Regions from separate parts of the Homo sapiens genome. Here region 1 is linked to region 2. Evidence: chromatin loops called from intact Hi-C (ENCODE). Cell type or tissue: heart right ventricle. All regions are shown on one strand. Each heading gives the region's core, and the rest is flanking DNA. Links, peaks and the distances in the headings are about the cores only.

Region 1 (9,936 bases), core at 2,363-7,362, 170 kb before region 2:
ATTAACCGGGTGTGGTGGTATATGCCTGTAATCCCAGCTACTTGGGAGCTGAGGCAGGAGACTCGTTTGAACCCAAGAGGTGGGGTTTACAGTGAGCCGCAAGATGGTTCCACTGCACTCCAGCCTGGGCACTGGGAAACAGAGTGAGACTCCGTCAAAAAAAAAAGAATTCCTATCTTTCAATGATACTAACATATTTACAAATAAAACTATGTCTTTATTTTGCTATTAAATGACCTAGTATGTTGGAGGAAAGTAAATAAAGGCAGAAAGGAAAAAGGTAACTGGAACTGGTGATGTATATATTGGAAGTAGTTACATAACTCTATTTTGGTGTACATTTGAAAATTTCCATAATAAAAAGGACAAATAACATTGAAATCTTTACTATTAGCCTACAAGGACCTGTATAACCTGGTCCATGCCCACCCTCCTCATCTCATCACTCTTCCCTTGCTCATTCTGTACCAGTGACTTTGACAGCCTTTCTGTTCTATGAATATGCCAAGCTCTTTGTCTAGAGAAATATGTAAAGAAATAATAACAGAATTTTCCAAAAATTTTGAAAGACATCAAACAAAGATACAAGAAGTGAAAGGAGGCAGTAATTATTTGCCACTTTTCAATTAATTCTAATATCCTTAGCTTGTTAAGGCACTCCATTCTGTGAAGACCTTCCACTCCAAACCCAACCTAAATCTGCAGTTGACCACCTGGGTGGACTTCAATGGAGAATAATCTCCTCAATCCCATCCTGACTGACTGGGTTTTGCATCATCTGTGTGACCCCAGAGACCAGCATTAGCAAGCCTCAAGTTAGAAGTTTTTAGCAAATGTAGGTTCTGTGATGCCTTTGAGCTAAGGTGCACTAGATGATAGGGGAGTAATAGTTGTTTCTTATTTAATTTGATGTGGAAATAAGAATGGAATGAAATGGCTATCAATACAATTTCAGAAGTCTTCTAAAGGCACTGTCTTCCTTGATGGTTCTTATTGCAAGGCAACTGATCTGAAGTAGACTGAAGAGGGAGGCTGGCTTTAGAAACAGAGACTAAAAAGTGGGGACACTGGGCCAGGTGCAGTGGCTTATGCCTGTAATCCCAGCACTTTGGGAGGCCAAGGCAGGCTGATCATGAAGTCAGGAGTTCAAAACCAGCCTGGCCAGCATGGTGAAACCCCATCTCTACTAAAAATACAAAAAATTAGGCTGGCATTGTGGTACACGCCTGTAGTCCCAGCTAGTTGGGAGGCTAAGGCAGGAGAATTGCTTGAACCCAGCAGGCAGTGGTTGCAGTGAGCCAAGATTGTGCCACTGCACTCCAGCCTGGGTGACAGAGCATCTCAAAAAAAAAAAAAAAAAAAAAAAAAAAAGTGGGGACATCTGAGTTACTTAAGAGTGAAGAATCAAGAGAACTTAAGTGAAGTACAAAAGAACAACAAAACAAAACAAAAATAAGAATAGGAAACAGAGAAGAAAATGACTGCAAACTAGATTCTTTAATCCCCAAAGATTCATTTATAGGAACACAAAACAAATTTTACTTTTGTGTTCAGGGCCAGCCATAAAGATCCGTCCTTAAAGAGAGTGAGACGAAGGGCACATTGCAACAGAAAGGTGGATGCATACAGAGTTATATAATTTTGCAGCCATTCCACACACCTTGGCAAGGGCCGATGGTTTCAAAATCCAAGAATAGCTCCACATGTGATCTCTGACTGATTGGGAAGAGGAATATGCCTGGCATGGCAAGAGAAGAGCACTCCCAAAAATGATGAGCAAGAAAATCATTTTCTCTGCTAGAAATAGGTCAGAGAACTTTCCAGTGATGAGATCTGGAGATTCAGAAATCAATGGTGGTCACTATTTTGCTGCTTTTTAAAAGGCAGAGGGCTGTTAATACCATTCATCTCATTTATTCAAACAAACACATTATTTGAAAATACATTGTTTTCCAAGCCCTGTACTAGACACAGAGAATACACTACTGGGCAAAAGAGGAATGGATTCTGAGGACAGGTAGAGTATCCCTTCTTTCTCTATCAGTAAGTCAGTTCTCCAGACCTATTTACTGAGAGGCCAGACAAAGGATTTTTCTAGGCTCACCTTTCTTAGCTGCCTCTTCTAACAATCCCTGTGAAGTAGAGTTTAAAGTTGACTGAGTCCATAAGAGATTAATGTACAGTAATTAAGGATGTAAAACAATGTTCTCCAATGGCCAGAATTCTTTACTCTGCAGAATTTATGATATATGGCAATGAAAATAACTAAAACCTTCAAAAATTTAGTACTCAAAACAGGACAAAAGAGCTAGATGAAACTTGTCTGCTTTACCACCACTACTATAGTCACTTTAATCCCAAGATAGGTAACTCAAGATTGGCTTCAGCTGTTTTGTCTAGGCTGAAGGGCAATTTATATTATGAAAAAAAAATGACAGTATCAAAGAATAAGTTCAGTTGTCTGCTTTATTCCATAAATATAAATTAAGCCATTAAAAGTAAGTTAGCTCCTAGAAAATGAGCAGCTTTTTGTCTGTGAAAACTGGTATCAAAATTAAAGAAACAGGAAAAAACAGCCCCACTTAACAAAAAAAGATACAATATCCAAGAACCATTAAATGCTCAGATTATGAGTAGATACTTTTCATCCAGAATTGATGACCAAGCATGGGTCAGGCTAGTCAAATACTCCTGAGGTTCCCAGAACATATCTGGGAGCAGAATATCCCAGGTAAGTGTGAAAGCAATGTGCCAACAAAGACTTTCGTTCCTCAAATGCCCCAGCACTTTAATGTTGAATTGTGATTTTTTTCTACTCTCAGCTTTGGCCTTGTTTTTGTGCCTGTACCTGCTTCAGACAGATCTTCACAAATAGTGCCTTTGGTCAGTTAACCATAGGTGGTATGAGGTCTAGATTGCGCAAAACTAACAAGAACTTGAAGACAACTATCTTATAAAACTGAAATCAAAGGGCTTAAAGGACATTCAGTTTGTTGATAAAGTAGATATCACCTTGTAGAAACTCAAAAGGCCATATATAAGGAACATGAATAAACATTTTTATTTATTTATTATTTTTGTTTTTTGAGATAAAGTCTCACTTACTCTGTCACCCAGGCTGGAGTACAGTGGCTCAACTCACTACAACCTCCGCCTCCCCAATTCAAGCGATTCTCCTGTCTCAGCCTCCCAGGTAGCTGGGATTACAGGCACCCGCCACCACACCTGGCTAATTTTTTTTTTTTTTTTTTGAGACGGGGTTTCACTCTGTCGTCCGGACTGGAGTGCAGTGGTATGATCTCGGCTCACTGAAACCTCTGCCTCCCAGGTTCAAGCAATTCTCCTGCCTCAGGCCTCCCAAGTAGCAGGGACTAAAGACGTATGCCACTATGCCCAGCTAATTTTTGTATTTTTAGTAGAGAAGGGGTTTCACCATGGTGGCCAGGTTGATCTTAAACCCCTGACTTCAAGTGATTTGCCCACCTTGGCCTCCCAAAGTGCTGGGATTTAGGTGTGAACCACCGACCATGCCTGGCCTGATTTGTTTGTTTTTTGTCATTGAGATTGGGAGGAGGGATAGGAGTTGGTGTTTAAAGATATCACCTAATCATTTCCTTGCATACACAGGAAACATAAAACACAATTTTCCCTCATGTTGGAAGTTGAGTGCTCTCAGGGCATAGAGTGAAGGAAAGTCCTCATTTTGCCCTAAGCAAATGTTTCCTGGGTATGTGGCTCCAAGGGAAGATGCCAATGCTAAGTTCTCTAAGAGTACTAGCAAAATGCTTCTTGCACATCATAACTGCTTCATAGCTATCTCTTCAGTACTTTTTCCCTGGTGATCCCTAACCAAGGCTCCCACAATGGGAGCATCAGAGCTTGCACATTGGCCTTGCAGAAGCTATACCACCACCACCACCACACAAAAGACTTGGATTAAGATCCCAAATGCCTCCCCCAATAAGAGCCGTTTCAAATCTCCAAACTATTGTCTTTATTATCATAGTTTCCATAAACAACCGTAATTAAATGCATACTAGGTACTAGTGTTTTACATTTAGTAACGCTAATCTTCAGAATTTTCCAGTTTATAAAAGAGTTAACTGAGGCTTAGAAGGTTTAAGCAATTTACCTAAAACTACAAAGTTAGCAAGTAGTGGAGTCTTGGTTGAACTATATGTCTCAGTCTTAAACTTATCTTCTTAGTAACTCGACGTCTAATGAGAAGATAAGCAAAACAACAATTTTAAGCTTATGAAAATCAATAAAAAATCATAAATTAACAGAAAAATACAAATTTTCAGCACTGCTGCTACATTTTCCAGTTCCCTTTGTCTCTAGCTGTGAATGATTTCACGGAAAGAATAGAGATGAATACGTTCGGACTGAAATAGAAAATGTTGGAAGCACTCATTTAACATTGTGCACAGTATTTCTAGAGAACTTCCAGCAGGTGGCAGTATTTAAGAACATTACTGGTAGTCACAACTTTGGCAGCTATTGCTGCAAAGAGAGATTGGGTGTCAAAAGTCTTTTTTTTTTTTTTTTTGAGACGGAGTCTCGCTCTGTGGCCCAGGCGGGAGTGCAGTGGCGCAATCTCAGCTCACTGCAAGCTCCGCCTCCCGGGTTCACGCCATTCTCCTGCCTCAGCCTCCCGACTAGCTAGGACTACAGGCGCCCACCATCACGCCCGGCTAATTTTTTTGTATTTTTTTTAGTAGAGACGGGGTTTCACCGTGTTAGCCAGGATGGTCTCGATCTCCTGACCTCGTGATCCGCCCGCCTCGCCTCCCAAAGTGCTGGGATTACAAGCGTGAGCCACCGCGCCCGGCCCAAACAAAAGTCTTTAAACTTCGGCCCAAACTTGAATTTCCAGTTATTTTATTCATTGTCCTTGGAAAGTTTCAAGAGCTAAAACATTACCTTTTTCTTATAATTGTTTAATTTGAGGTTCACTTTAACTTGCAGATATGGAACAGTGGTTTCAATAAATTACAGTAAATTTAGTTAATCTTACTTTGGAAATTGTGTAAGGTCTTTGATGTTGTTCCAAATATCAGTTCCTTCCCTGGAATTTTGTGGCCTAAGCCTCAGAGCAGTATTCAAATGGCTGTTATTTTGTATTGTTTCTTAAATATCTAGAAAATATGTGAAATACAGGGTCAGGCTCTGTTGACAATGCACAGGAATCGTTCAAAAGGCTTACATTATATGCTTGGCCTAGAAACAAACAGAACAGTTTGCCACATTTTCCTAACAGTTAAAACCTCTTGCAAACTATTCCACATTCAGCATTTCTCTCTGCTCTGCAACACTCATCCCTCAGTCCTGTTTAGCAAACCATATACCTTCTGTGATCATCACTGTTGTTCCCACTTCCATCCATTACACTCATTCTCCCATTTAAAAAAATTTCTTGCTTTACTCTTTTTCAATCCATGTACACACCTTGCTTCAAAATACTTTTTACGAAACATTCCCTAGGCATCATTCCTTGACTGCTTCTGTGTTCTTCTTTTGCAACTGTGTATTTTCTTGGAATGTATAAAATCAATTTTCCCATAATGTACATGTTGTATATGTTTATCTTGCAATTTTCAGTTGAACATGTGTCATAAGTATAGGTAAGCAAGAAGGAAGATTTTACCAAAGAAGAGAAAGTTGTCAGTTCATTAAGACAAAGTCCATTATGTTTTCTTTTCTGTATGGTATCTCTCAGAATTAAACTCATCCATTGTATTATTTTCTTCCTGTCAGTTTCATTGCCAGAGTCATAATAAACTTGAAATGCTCTGACATAATTAACTAGCTGGGGAAAGGAAGAACATAACTGTCAGTTAATTTAGGAAATGACTATGCTTATCATTGCTCAGATAATGTGTTTGTGTCTCACACACATTCTCATTTCCCTTTCCTTGTAGGTACATCGTGACAGGCAGAAAAAATCAATCTTCTGTTAGAAATAGTTCTGTAACTTATTTTTCAAACAAACTAAAAGGACTTTAAAAAAACAGCATTGAAAGAAACTAAGTGTGGTTTAGGAAGAAAGGAAATACATTTCTAACCCAATTTATGCAGTATAGTTTTCCCCCAAGATTACCTACTTACTTTCAAATACATGCTAACAGGCTGTGTTTATACAGCCCACACATAGATGAGGAAAGCTTACACAGTAAACTCCCCAGCTTCTGGGAGGACTTTGTGGCTCAGTAAAAATGACAGAAGGATTCCATGGAATGATATAGCTCTATATCCTAAACACCTTTAATCCAAGGGTTTATATGAATTTGTACAATAGCTACTAGGTATAAAAATAGTGTAGTCTATGCGTCCTGGAATAATCAACCAATATGAAGCCACCAGAAATGTATTCAGCTGGTAAATGTATTACCCTTCAGATGGGTAAAGTGTTTCTCATGCATTGGCAGTGGAATGCTCAATGTTTGGGAATGGCTGGAATAAATAAGAGGTTTTTTTAATCCTTCCAGAGTTATCTGTATTTTAAAAGTTTATAACTAATGAAGTGTCCATGTCTTGAGTTTGTGTGCACACGCACATGTGTGTGTGTGAGAGAGAGAAAGAAAGCAAGAAAGAGAGAGAGGGAAAGAGAAAGAAAGAAAGAGAGAGAGAGAGATCCTTTTTGGGAAACCACTGATGAGGCTATCTGGACTCTCACCCTGGGAAAATGTCCACATGCATATACGCACAATTTTATATAAAATTCAGAGGTTTTATGGGTTTACTCAAAGGTTAGAAAGACTTACATCAATTGACATGACTTTAGGCAGTGCAAAAGTTAAACTAAAACTCTTCAGGAAATAAAAATATTAGGCACATAAGACATTCCCTGGTTTAAACACATAACACACACACCCACCACACACACACAGCCAGAGTTCTTGAATTCAGTTAGGAAGATGACGCATCTAAAGTCATCATTAGCTACCTCACACAAGCTCTGACAACTCCAAATTGCTCCTCTCCCTAGTTTACAGTTCGGCATTCCAGATCTCAGTGTTTTTGCTCCTGCTCACCTCCTCTCTCTCCTAATTCAGCTCCACCTTAAGAGCACAGACCCTGTCTTTCAGAAAGCCTCACCTGGCTGCCTAAACCCTTTCTGTTCACAGCAAGGCCAGATGCCCCAGATATCGCCTGCACAATAACACATCATTTCATGTTGAAACCGGAAAAGTTCCCTTGTCCCCCATGCAGGGCATGAGATGGGGGTGTGGCTCACTTTTTCAGGTGCTCTTTTATTTTAGCCATCTGTAGGCAGCCTGCGTTAGCTCAATTAGACTCCCTGCCTTATCTCAAGGACAGAAGGCTTTCTGTACCCTGGGGTTTCTTGCCTTGGTGTACCCGAAGAATTGGATCTCACGTGGGCTTGGAGAATGAATGCAAGGTTTTATTGAGTGGAAGTAGCTCTCAGCAGATGGGGGAGCCAGAAGGGAGACAGAGTAGGAAGATGGTTTTCCTGTTGGAGTCAGGTCACTCAGCAGCCGGGCTCTCCTCTGACCACCCCGTCCAAACCCCACGTTGTTCCACCTGTCGATGGCCTGCTGGTGCCTGTCGATGTGCTCTCGACGTCCAGCTGCTTGTGTGTTCCTCCGCCAGTGTGCTCCTCTTGACGTCCAGCTGCTTGTGTCTCTGCCTGGTAGGGTCTCAGGGGGTTTTATAGGCACAGGATGGGGACGTGGCCGGCCAGGGTGGTCTTGGGAAATGCAACATTTGGGCAGGAAAACATAAATGCCTGTCCTCACCTAGGTCTGTGGGCGCAGGCCTGGGGATGGAACCCTAGCCGGGAACGGAACCCTAGCCGGGGACCATAGCCCTCCTCTACCTAGCACTTCCCTGCTGGCCTTCCGTATCAATAGGGCCTCTAAACTGTGAGCGATTTGAGTACAGGAACTCTGAGTTATTTAATTCTGTGTCCTCAGATCTTAACTCAGTGCCTGGCACTGAGAAATGTTTTTGAATGAATAACAGTGCACATATGCGTGTGATACATGCACTCAGTATTTAAATTCAGGTGGCTTAAAGTTCACAACCCTTGACTTTGTGTTCAAGAGAACTTGAAACAATACCACAGCCTTTGAACAAGCTTGTTTAAAAGGAGCAAGTACTCATGAATAAATTATCTTCTGTCTCACTTTCAGCAAAGTATACTTTGAAAGGAAATGGGCCAGTTCCCTTATAGGTGAGTTCTCAAGTGGTCAGTTTTTGGTATGTGAATTTTTATGATAAATATTTCCCTTTCCTTTTCATTACACTATTATCGTTGTATAAAGAAGTGTACCTGTCTGTGGCATAAAATTTAAAAGATATCAAAAGATAAACAACACAAAGTAACCTTTCTTCCTCCCCAGAAGCAACCATTTGTAGTATTCATTAACCTTTCACACAGAGTCTAGGCATATTAAAAAATAAATGACATCTTTTGTTACATTTTAAGACATACATTCAGAGAAATATTTCTCAATATTTGACAGCTGCCATAAGGAAGAAATAGCATGTAGAGGTGCTTCTTCAGAGACAGGCTGAGTCTAAGGTGCCTGTAAGGATTCCAGGCAAATGTATCCAGAAGATAGCTAAAATAGAGGTCTGAGACTCAGGAGAAAAGGTCAGGTGGTAGCCATCAAGGGTAACAAACTGTTGATGCCACTGGAATGGTGTAATAGCTCAAGCACCATAGACTGTGGGTGAGATGCTGGCATCACACTAAATCCTAGGAACCACCAATATTTAGGACAGATGCAAGAAGAGCTAATAACCAAACCCAGGAAGTCTAAGTTAGGGTCACCCTAACGGCAGATTTAATAGCAGTAGATTTTCAAAATCAAAGGAAGAGAAAATTTTACACTCTACTCTTTAAATTACACTGATATGCACTAAAAAGGCCAGTATTGTGAATACTGAAAAGAGAAAGTATCAGTAGTTCAGTGAGATGAAAAAAAAAAGTATCCATCAAATACCTATTGACGATTACTGTGTGCTAGGAATGTGGGAATATAATAGGGAATGGTACTGTCCTTTTACAGGTTCGAATTTCTGTGAAATTGTAAGTCTGCAGGCATGCCCTAAGATGATCTTTCTTCCACATGGCTGGTGGAACATTCAAAGTGGAGAGATCAGTCTCAGGTTGCCCTGATGTGAATCATCCACTTACACTTAGGAAGATTTTGAAAGCCTTGTAAACATGTATTTTCTAACCTGTTCAAACTTGGGTCTAGGAAGAGAGGTCAGGAATGCATCAAGGTAAACATGCAAAACATATCAAAGAATAGGAGGAAGAGAAGGAGGAGGGGGAGAAGGAGCATTGCCAACGGGTCTGAGGCTTCCATGTTCTCATATCATCTTCATTCATTGGTCTGTTTAACAAAAAAGGAAGCCATTGTAAAGATATAGAAAAACCGAAACATTTTTCCTACTCTCTACTGTCCACAACACAATCCACATGGAACACTTCTGTGACCTCTGGTCTGGTCTCCAAAATGTGTGAGGATTTCTCTTAACCAGCAATGAAGCAATTCTGACACCAGGTATGTGTAGATTTTCCCCACGCCACAAGCAAACAAGCAACTCTGCAGCAGAAACCAGCTGAGTGTCCTTTAATTCTATTCAATTCTGAGACTATTTGCCTAGAGATAGCATCAGATCCCACAGAATGAGGGCTCAGTCCCACAAGACTGCCCTCCCACTTCCGATGCCAACCAAAAGCCCCAGGTTATTTTACCCGTGCTTCTGAGCAACTGGCTATAAATCAGGATTCCCACGCTCCCTCCTCAGGTTTGATTAATTCGTTAGAGCAGCTCACAGAACTCAGGTTTATTTACCAGTTTGTTATTAAGGATATTACAAAGGATATGGATGAAGAGATACATAAAACAAGCCATGTGGGAAGGAGAGTGGAGCTTCTATGTCCTCCACAGTCATGCC
Region 2 (9,727 bases), core at 1-5,000:
ACATCTACCACTAAAGCTGTCACATCTTGTAAAACTAAAGAAAACAGCTATTTCCTACTGTCTAATAATCAGCAACGGTGGAAAAAAAACACTTTTTTTTTAGTGTCATGTTCTTAAGAAACCACAGTCAGTTTATTACAGTGAAATGACTTTAGCACGTGAACTCAGGTATTTTCTAATTAACTCAAGATGAGTGATCATATGAAGGATATGTCATGCTTAATGACTATTATATGCTAGGAAAAAGCTGAAAATAAGGGAAAACTCAGATTAAATGAATAGCCCTTTAAAAATAGCCATAAGTTTAACCTTTTAACATGTTACATGTCTTAAAGTAAACATTATCAAAAGTTATTTTAATTTATGAAAAACAAATAATAAGCCACTGCTAAAATTTAAAAAAAAGAAAGAAGAAAGAAAAATTACATCATGACATGGAAAAAATCCATTTGGTTTGCATCATTTAGTATCTTCAATAATACTATTCAATGAGACAAGCTATGAAACAAACTACTTCATTCATGGTCAAGAATGCTTTTTTGTTAAATACTTACACGTAATGAATGATATAGACAGATACTTAGGAGGGCAGACTCCCAAGAAGTATGAGACTTTCCGGAGTATGCTGCTGACAAAACTTAGCTATAATTTAGTAACTAAAAGTTAGTAAAGAATGACCTTTGCATATTCCAACAAAGAATATCTAGTTCAGATTTTCACCTGGCTTTGAAATATTAAGATTCAGAAGAACCACAAAAGTTTTATTTTAACCATGTTTACAAAAAAAAGTAATCCATACATCAAAATTGGGGTTTCCTTGGTTTTAATACTTTAAAATGACACAATCCAATCGAATTCATGCATCACTTCCAGAGATACAGTGCAACTGGAAATATTTTTGCCATTGCAGTGGACATTTCTAAAAAGCAAATGCCTATGGATGCTCCTGAGCCTTCAAAATAAAAAGAAAAGAAACAGGCACCACAGTTCTCTAAGGATGGCTGAGTTTCGCACATTGTGGAAAAACAACACAAATAGCCTTCAAGAGTTTCTTAAGCATCATTAACATGGATTTCACCTCTCTCAGTTTGCTTGCTGACTTCTTCTTAGTTCACTTGAGTAGAAGCCTGTTTTCACTGCTTCTTTGCTAATTTGCTGCTGGTACTTTGTAGGCTATACGTTTTAAACTCCTGTAAAGAACATTACAAGCTATTTCATGTAATTTAATTTTGTGCTGAATATTCTTCAAATGACTTTATAAATAACACAATATTTTAAATGAGTCTTCAAATTCACTTGTTGTTATACCATATTGTTGCTTTCTCCAACTTTATCTACAAACTGTAAGGAGAAGAAAAACAGAGAATTAAAGAAAGCCCGGAACATTATAAAACATTATATCAATATTTAAAATGTTGATTTTAAAAACCCAGCCTTACAAGAAGAGTTGTGGAAATTTAAGGTATGACTGACAATGACTAATCCAGTACTACTCACCATCATCTTCTGATACATAAACGTGTATAAAATTTTTTTTTCTAAAAGTTGTTTTTTGCATGACATGTTATACATATGAATTTAAGGGTGCAACATGAAAAATGCAACACAATGAATAAAGAAATTGTATAAGATGAAGATAACACTGCTAGCTTAACAAAAAATAAAAAATAAAAACATAAAAAAAACTGAAATGTCAGCCATTCATGCATTAATGAACCCAATAAGATATTTCAACTGACCATTACTGTGGATCTCTTCTGGGCCTATGTAGTCTTTGGACAAACAGATTTAACTCCATTAAGTTCAATAGTTAACAACAGTTATTGACTAAAAATACTTTAAATGTGTATTCTGGACTTTGGATTGAAAGTGGTAATGACATTAAAGATAGATTTAATGATGTAAGCATAAATTTATAATTATTGAATATAAATTTTAACACACATTACTGTAAGTGGTTATTTACTTTGGTTACTCCACCCCAAACATAAAGCAGTTGGGCTTTTTTTTTTTTTTTAACATTCCAGATGGTGATGTAAAGACTGATATTGTATATAATTGGTAGAGACATTAAAAGTTATATAACCCAGGTGGTTATACTATCAAATTCTAGTAATCATCTGATCATTTATTTTGTTTCACGATTCACATGTTTACATAAGCACTTATCATGATGAATAACGATAAGAAACATATTCTATTGTATTGGGTGTCCATTTATGCAAATTCTTGAGAATCCTTAAATTAAGGGCACAAATAATGATTACAACTCTGTAACTAGAAGTTTCAGTACATTCAAAAGCCATTCTAGGTATAAATAACACTGACCACTGTATGAATTTGCAGATTAATGCAAATGAAATCAGAGTATACCCCTATAAGCCTACATTCCAACATTTTGTTATATTATCACAAACAGGTGGCTGGCCACTGAAACTAAAAGTTGCTCTCAAAGAATTCATGGATTTATTAGAATTTTAAGGTAAATTTAAGTGGAGAGAAAGCACAATATTCTCTCTCCAAAGGTAACTTGAAATATTTAGATTGTCTTGGCTGTAAGGTTCTGACCCTAAAATTACCCTGGGGATGGAAATGGGATTAGGCTTATAGTGGTACTTATTCTTCCATAGGTAAGCCATTCTTTAGCTCTTTGAGCATTCAATAAAATGCTATGAACTTTCTCTCTAGAAACATCTATAAAAATCTGTGAACAACTTTAGAAAGTTGATTAACTTCCCTGAACCTAACTGGAACTTGTAGTCTTTTAAGTTTTCCTATAAAGCTAGTTTATCCTAGTTATTTAGGACAGAGTTGGATCTATGAAACCAATCCAAAGAAGGATATGAATACTTCTGATATGGGTCTGACCTAGAGCCAAAAGGATTGTAGCCAACTCAGCTGAATTCTAGATCACCTAGATTCTTTTAGAAATTAAGGATTTTGTTTAGTTTTGAAACTGAGGAGGTAGGCTAAGAGACAGTCATCTGGTCTTGTCTTGAAATTGAGCAAGTTCCCTGAGGTCAACAAAATGCCATCCTTCACTCACTTGCTTAGCAGAAAATATTTTGAGTTTCCATTATACGGCAGATATTATGCTGGGTCACTGGGGATAGAACAATGACTAAAATACAACCTGTCTCTGCCCTCAAGGACTGTAGTTTTACATGGAAGTGCCTCCCTTTCTCCTTTCCTTTCTCTTTTTTCTTTTTTGTTTGAGACAAGGTTTTGCCCTATTGCCCAGGCTATAGTGTGGCGGTGTGAGCATCGCTTAACACAGCCTTGATCTCCTGGTTCAAGCAATCCTTCCACCTTGGCCTCCCAAAGTGCTGGAATTACAGGAGTGAACCACCATGCATGGCCTGAAGCCTTTTTTTTTTGACAATTAAATGAGAGGTAAGGCTGGGTGTGGTGGCTCACACCTGTAATCCCAGCACTTTGGGAGGCTGAGGTGGGGGCATTGCTTGAGCCCAAGAGTTTGAGACTCTCTCTAAGAAAAAACAAAAACAAAGAAAAAAACAGAGGTAAATGCTATGATAGAGTTGTGCACAGGAATGTTATAGAAGCACACCCCGAGTCAGCCACAGGGAGTCAGGAAAGCTTTTCCCAAGGTGGCAAAAAATAAGCTGAATTCTGAATGGCCTTCTAAGACTCCACCAAAAGATGTTACAACCTTCAAGGTAGCAGTTTAGTACGAAACATTTGTTGAATGAATATTGAATAAAAGGAAGAAACTCTATTTGTTAACTTTGAAAACATTCTCTTTAACTCTTGTCTGATTTGATTCCCTTTATTTTATCAAGGTGGAAACCAAGGCACACACTGGAAAACAAATTTGACAAGCTTGTTCAAACTGTAAACAGAGCTGGGAATAGACTCTTACCATCTGAATCCCAGTATAATAGTGCTTTATTCAACTCTTTTTTTTTTTTTTTTTTTTTTGAGACAGGGTCTTACTGTGTCACCCACCCAGGCTAAAGTGCAGTGGCACAATCATGGCTCACTGCAGCCTTGACCCCCTAGGCCCAAGCCAATCCTCTCACCTCAGTCTCTCGAGTAGCTGGGACTATAGGCATACCATCACACCCAGCTAATTTTTGTATTTGCGGGGGTAGAGATGGGGTTTCACCATGTTGCCCAGGCTGGTCTCGAACTCCTAGGCTCAAGCAATTCACCCACCTCAGCCTCCCAAAGTGCAGGGTGTGAGCCACCACACCCGGCCTTATTTAATTGTCTGAATCTAGTCTATTGGTGATACAGTCTGAGAAACAAAATATTTGTAGGAAATAATGGTTTCCTTTTTACATTATTGCTTCTAAAATTAGAGATTATATAAAAGTTAAATAAAAAATGCCCTGAACTCTCAAAGAGAAAGGTAGCATAGCATATCAAATCTGAGTAACATTAAAAAATAGAGAATATGGATCCAGAAATGGATACGGTAAAACAAAATTTCACATTTTATAGGTTTAGCAATAATTATTTTTTGGTCTTCATGGTACTCATGATCTATGTGAAGTAACTATATCATAATACAAAACTCAGCAATTAACCAAGTATCAATTACTCAAATTTCTAGAAGTAAAAAGCATCAAAATACGTATTTTGTTGGCCTAAAATATACATGATTACTTACTGATCTAATTCCAGGTAAATTTAGGAGGGATCCAAGGACTGGCACTCTTCTAATAAAGCCAACAACGACAGGAAAGAAGCCCCTGGGAGAGGGAAAAAAAAGGTTCTTAATATTTACACATTTTCTATTTTCAAAATAATTGCTAACCAAGGAAAAAGAAAGTATCCTGTTAAAATTCTGAATAATTGAGGGTCTTCAAACTTAGAAATAACTACAAACTTAATTAAAAATTTTGTGATTGTTGGTAAAAATGTGACAAGTACATGAGGCCTAGCTATATATAACTCAGATTATGAGTTAGCTCAACTGCTGAAGATTTCTCCAACTATGAGTTGTGTGGGGTGAAACTGATAAAAAGAAAGGGGCTGTTGAGACCATATGTGTAGAACCATGAAAATAATAATAGCTATCATTTACTAAGTAAGTACTAAGGGTCAAAACATTTAGTTAACACTAAGAGACTACCTGCCAGATACTGATCCTCACAGTATGTCTCATTCTTTCTTGGTAGAAATACAAGTCTACAGAAGTTAAACAGCTTCTAACCAGTTTAAAATTGACAGTAGATCAGTTAAGCTACCTCAGTATAGGAAGAGAATGAAATAGTTTATTTTAAAAATGCAAAGAAACTAAACTTTTCCTGGGTCTTAAAATATGTAGTGATACTGTGAAATATATATTTGGTCTTTGACCTCATTTTCTGGCTTACAACTCCTAAAATACTTAAGAGTCTCTACAAGGTGATGTCTTTTTGTATACTAATGAGTTATCATCAATGGTTGGCAGCCCCTAGGCAGCTTCAGGATGGGGGCTGGTCACCAGAAAGACCAAGGCAAGATTAGAGGGCTGGAAATCTGAGCCCTACCTCCTAACCTCCACGAAGGGGAGGGGGGCTGTGAAGCTGGTCACTCATGGCCAATAATTTAATCAATCATGCCTAGTAATGAAGCCTCCATAAAAACCCAAAAGGACAGTGTTCAGGGAGCTTCCGGATAGCTGAACACAAGGATGTTCTTGGAGGATGGTGGGTTGGGGAGGGTGGGGGGGGATCTGCGACCCTCCCCCCTTTCCTTGCCCTATGCATCTCTTTATTTGTATCCTTTGTAATATCCTTTATAATAAACTAGTAAACATCAGTGTTTCCTTGAGCTCTGTGAGCCTCTCTAGTAAATTAGTCTGATCCAAACAGGGGATCGTGGGAACCCCAACTTAGAGCTGATCAGTCAGAAGCATGGGTAAAACAACCTGGGGCTTGTGGCTGGCATCATTGGGAGTGGAGGACAGTTGTGGGACTGAGCCCTCAACCTGTGTGATCTGGAGCTATCTCCATGTAGACAGTATCAGAACTATATTGGGAGGACACCCAGCTGTTGTCTGTTGCAGACAACTAACTGATTGCGATATCGGGAAAACCCCCCACCCATTTGGTCACAGCAGTCTTCTGTGTTGATTGTGGTAAGACGAGTACAGAAAAAAAGCTGTTTTCTTCACAGAGTTAGATAGGGATGAAAATACTACAATGAATACAATTCAGAAGTTAAGCAATAAGATTCTGTTATGGATCTGCAGAAGTCAAAATAAAGAATTAAACAGAAAGCAGAATTTTTAAATTAGACAAGTATTTATGTTGATGGTGTATGTGCGTGTTTCAAAGAAAATCACAATCATTTTCTAGTAGTAATGAATTCAAAAGATCATTTATTTTGTTTTAAGTATTGTTTTAAAACATAAAAATGTGTGATTTCAAATGCCATTATTTAGGGTTATAAATATCTAGAAAAACAACATCAAAGACCCTTGGCACTAAATCTCCAGCTCAGAATATCTCAGAACACAACAAAACCCAACAACAAAAACTAGTATTTATACCACAAAGCTCTCTAAACCACGAAACCTGTGTATTACTCCAAGCTTGTCGATGATACTAAGACTTCCCATTTTTTATTCATCTCAAAGATCAGCTTTGGCTTTTAACCTTCATTACTAAAACCCCCACATAACTGGGAAAGCCAATGATTTTCTTACTTCTTAAGGTGCTTAAGTTTTCTGCTGCAAGATACATCTGCCAAAACAAACTCTTCTTCACTCTTTTCTCTCTTAGCCACTATGATCTTTACTCCTAGTTCTTCTCCCACCTCTTTTCCTAGTCTCTTCTAGTGTTTTCTTCTTTTTCTCCACCTACCCTAAAATGTCAAAAGTACTCCAAGATTCCAGTCTTATCACTGTATATTCTGTACTGTATTAACCGCCTCTTGACTGGCTCCCCTGACTTCAGTTTTTCTCTTTAATACCTACTTTATCCTGATATCAGAACAACCTTCCTAAAACATCTACCCTGTTGTACCACCTCTGGCTTAAAAACCTCTGTGCCCCACTCCCCCGACCTTCTCCAAACACTGCTCCCCCAGCCCAAATTTGGTTACAGGATAAGGTATACTTTTCTCAACAAGTCATCAAAGAAAGTTTGTAACCTGGCTCCAGGCTTCATTTTCAGTTTCATTACCAACCATTTCCTTCAACTGATCACATGCTCCTGTTCTATAAGAGTATTCATTCTTTTCAGAACAAGCTGTGTGTTTTTATGGCCCTGTCTGTTCCTTCTGTTAACTGTCGTTCCCTTTCTCGTTTATAGGATAAATTCTTACCCATTCTTCAAAGCCCAGTTTATCAGTTAACATTTCTCACCTCTCCTTGAATTTACTAATTTTTTAATCATGCTTCCACAATATTCTGCATACACATTTATAATGGCATTATGACTATATCCTATTGGTATTTTTAGAGTCTACTTTCCATAATAGAAATGAGAGATTTTCTAAAGCAGATTTGGTACTTAATTTATTTTTATGTCTCCTGTGGGTAATACAGTGCCTGGCAGACAGAAGACAAAGGATATGCATTTCTGGAATAAATAATTAAGCTCAACCCTACTTAAAGTTATTTTCTTTTCTGTTTTTTTTTTTTTTTTTTTTTTTTTTTTGAGACAGAGTCTCGCTCTATTGCCTAGGCTGGAGTGCAATGGTGTGATCGGCTCACTGCAACTTCCGCCTCCCAGGTTCAAACAATTCGCCTGCCTCAGCCTCCCGAGTAGCTAGGATTACAGGCGCCTGCCAGCATGGCCAGCTAATTTTTGAATTTTTAGTAGAGACGGGGTTTCATCATGCTGGCCAGGCTGGTCTTGACCTCCTGACCTCAGGTGATCCGCCCACCTCGGCCTCCCAAAGTGCTGGGATTACAGGTGTGAGCCACCGCACCTGGCCAAAGGTATTTTCATATAGATATATACACATACTATTGTTTATCTGCTAACTGGCATTTACAAAATATTACCTGCTCAAAATCTCCCATAGTAGTGTATTTGGTAAACAATCTTCTAATACGTATATGTGCTAAATAAATTTCCATCAAGTAGCAGTAGCTATGAAGTATAAGATTCTACACACCAAAATGCTGGATCTATCTATCTATCTATCTATCTATCTATCTACCTACCTACCTACCGATTGATCGATCGACCGACCTACCTACCACTATTTAGTTGATACAAATATCCAACATAAAGATGGTGCCTTAAAATGCCAATAAAATAAACTTTATTGTGCTGACAAAACAAGATAATTTATACCATTAGGCAATCATTCACATGTGATAAAACATTTTTATAGTTGCTTCATCTAAATCTATAAGATTCAACCTAAATAAAATTCCATTTAAGGAAATGATCATCATCTTACTCCAACTGATGCAAATATCTGAGTTTTTGTACTAACTATCTGACACACTGATTTACTGAAAGAGACAATAATATGCCTTACCTGAACAAGAGAAAAAATCCATAAATTTCGAAGATCATGCCTATCAAAGGCCAACCAATAAGGACTACAAATACACCACCCAGAAAAAAACCTGTAGCTTTCATTTTATGTTTTTGGAAGAAGAATCTGAATGTTCTTTCTAAACCAATTACAAAAGCCAAGCCGGCTACAAATAAAACCTAAAAGAGAAAGAAAATACAACACGGAAAAGGTAATTAAACACAATGCATAAATTTTAAACGTAAAGTCAAAGCTAAATATAAAAAAAGAAGCACATTTGTTTGGCTTTTAATGTGGGCAACTGGCCAGACAGAACTGTAATGTACAACCAAGCAGCAGAACCAAGGAGTGGGTTATGCATTTTAAAGTTGTAGCTTTGTTCCACTTGTCTCATTCCTCTTCTATCTTGATTAAATGGAGAAAAAGAGAAACAAAGAAAGATTAGACGTTACCAAGGGGCATCTGTGTCTGCAGTAGTTTTCCTAGTTTTAGCTGGATGAGGAAGGCTTAGTCAAGCAGATGAGTTGGCAAGGCATAAAGAGGAAAGCTGCCCATAAATATGTCACCCAAGGGTATTCCTCTTGGTTCTGAAATATTCATCATAGGCTACAGGAGTTTCTATGGATGGGAGAAATATTGACATGGCTAAGTTGATAGCAGAAGAAACAACGTGAAGCCAAGAAGATTCTAGTTTTATAAATTCTAGAATATCTGGTGGCAGCAGAAATAAAAATACAACCATGTGTTTTCAAATATTTTGAATGTATTCTGTGGACAAGAAATGGTGATGGATTAAGAGCTTGCTTTCCCCAGGTTTTCTTTCCAAATACTTGCCCTCCCCATTAACATTCTTTAGTGAAAAATATTTCGCACAAATACATATTAAGCCTAATGGTTAAGCTTCATATTCTAGGATACTAATGCTATTATCATTTATTAAGACATCAATTTTGAACAATTTTGCTATTCTTTATCTTTTCCCATTTCCAGTTAAAAGCCCAAATATATATGTGTGTGTGTATATATATATATACACACACACACACATACAGTGTCTTCACTACCTTAGAAGGGTTATTATTTATTTCTGGATCATAACCTCCACACATGAATAGCATAGTACACATTCCAAATAAACAACATAGATCCCTTTCTAAGCAAGTCAACCATTAACATAGAAATATATATTTTTAAAAAGGTTAAAAAAATCTATCTTATGCAGCTGAATCAAATGTGAAGTCTTGGATGTTTAAAGTAAAAATACTTTAGTGATTTATCA

The links. Peaks named below come from ENCODE experiments on the same cell type or tissue, not always from the same donor. Only the 100,000 strongest peaks of a DNase experiment are listed, where the experiment ranks them.
Region 1: it touches region 2 in a loop (2.9-fold over the local background); 34 of 110 quality-filtered maps call a loop at or near these places.

Annotation. Positions count from the first base shown.
Region 1 is chr12:21,675,070-21,685,005 of GRCh38, reverse strand. All of the region lies in intron 1 of KCNJ8-AS1 (KCNJ8 antisense RNA 1), which reads right to left. Among named protein-coding and RNA genes, the nearest start is that of KCNJ8-AS1, 18 kb to the right of the region's middle. In heart right ventricle, for the core only: a CTCF peak has its summit at 4,439 (motif pointing right); no DNase peak of the experiment used is centred there; H3K4me3 peaks cover 568 bases; H3K27ac peaks cover 127 bases.
Region 2 is chr12:21,507,283-21,517,009 of GRCh38, reverse strand. GOLT1B (golgi transport 1B) reads right to left here. Exons shown (of 5, transcript NM_016072.5): 3 at 8,449-8,627; 4 at 4,634-4,715; 5 at 1-1,341. The coding sequence ends at 1,303. Among named protein-coding and RNA genes, the nearest start is that of GOLT1B, 10 kb to the right of the region's middle. RefSeq lists a silencer at 5,758-5,955. In heart right ventricle, for the core only: no CTCF peak of the experiment used is centred there; no DNase peak of the experiment used is centred there.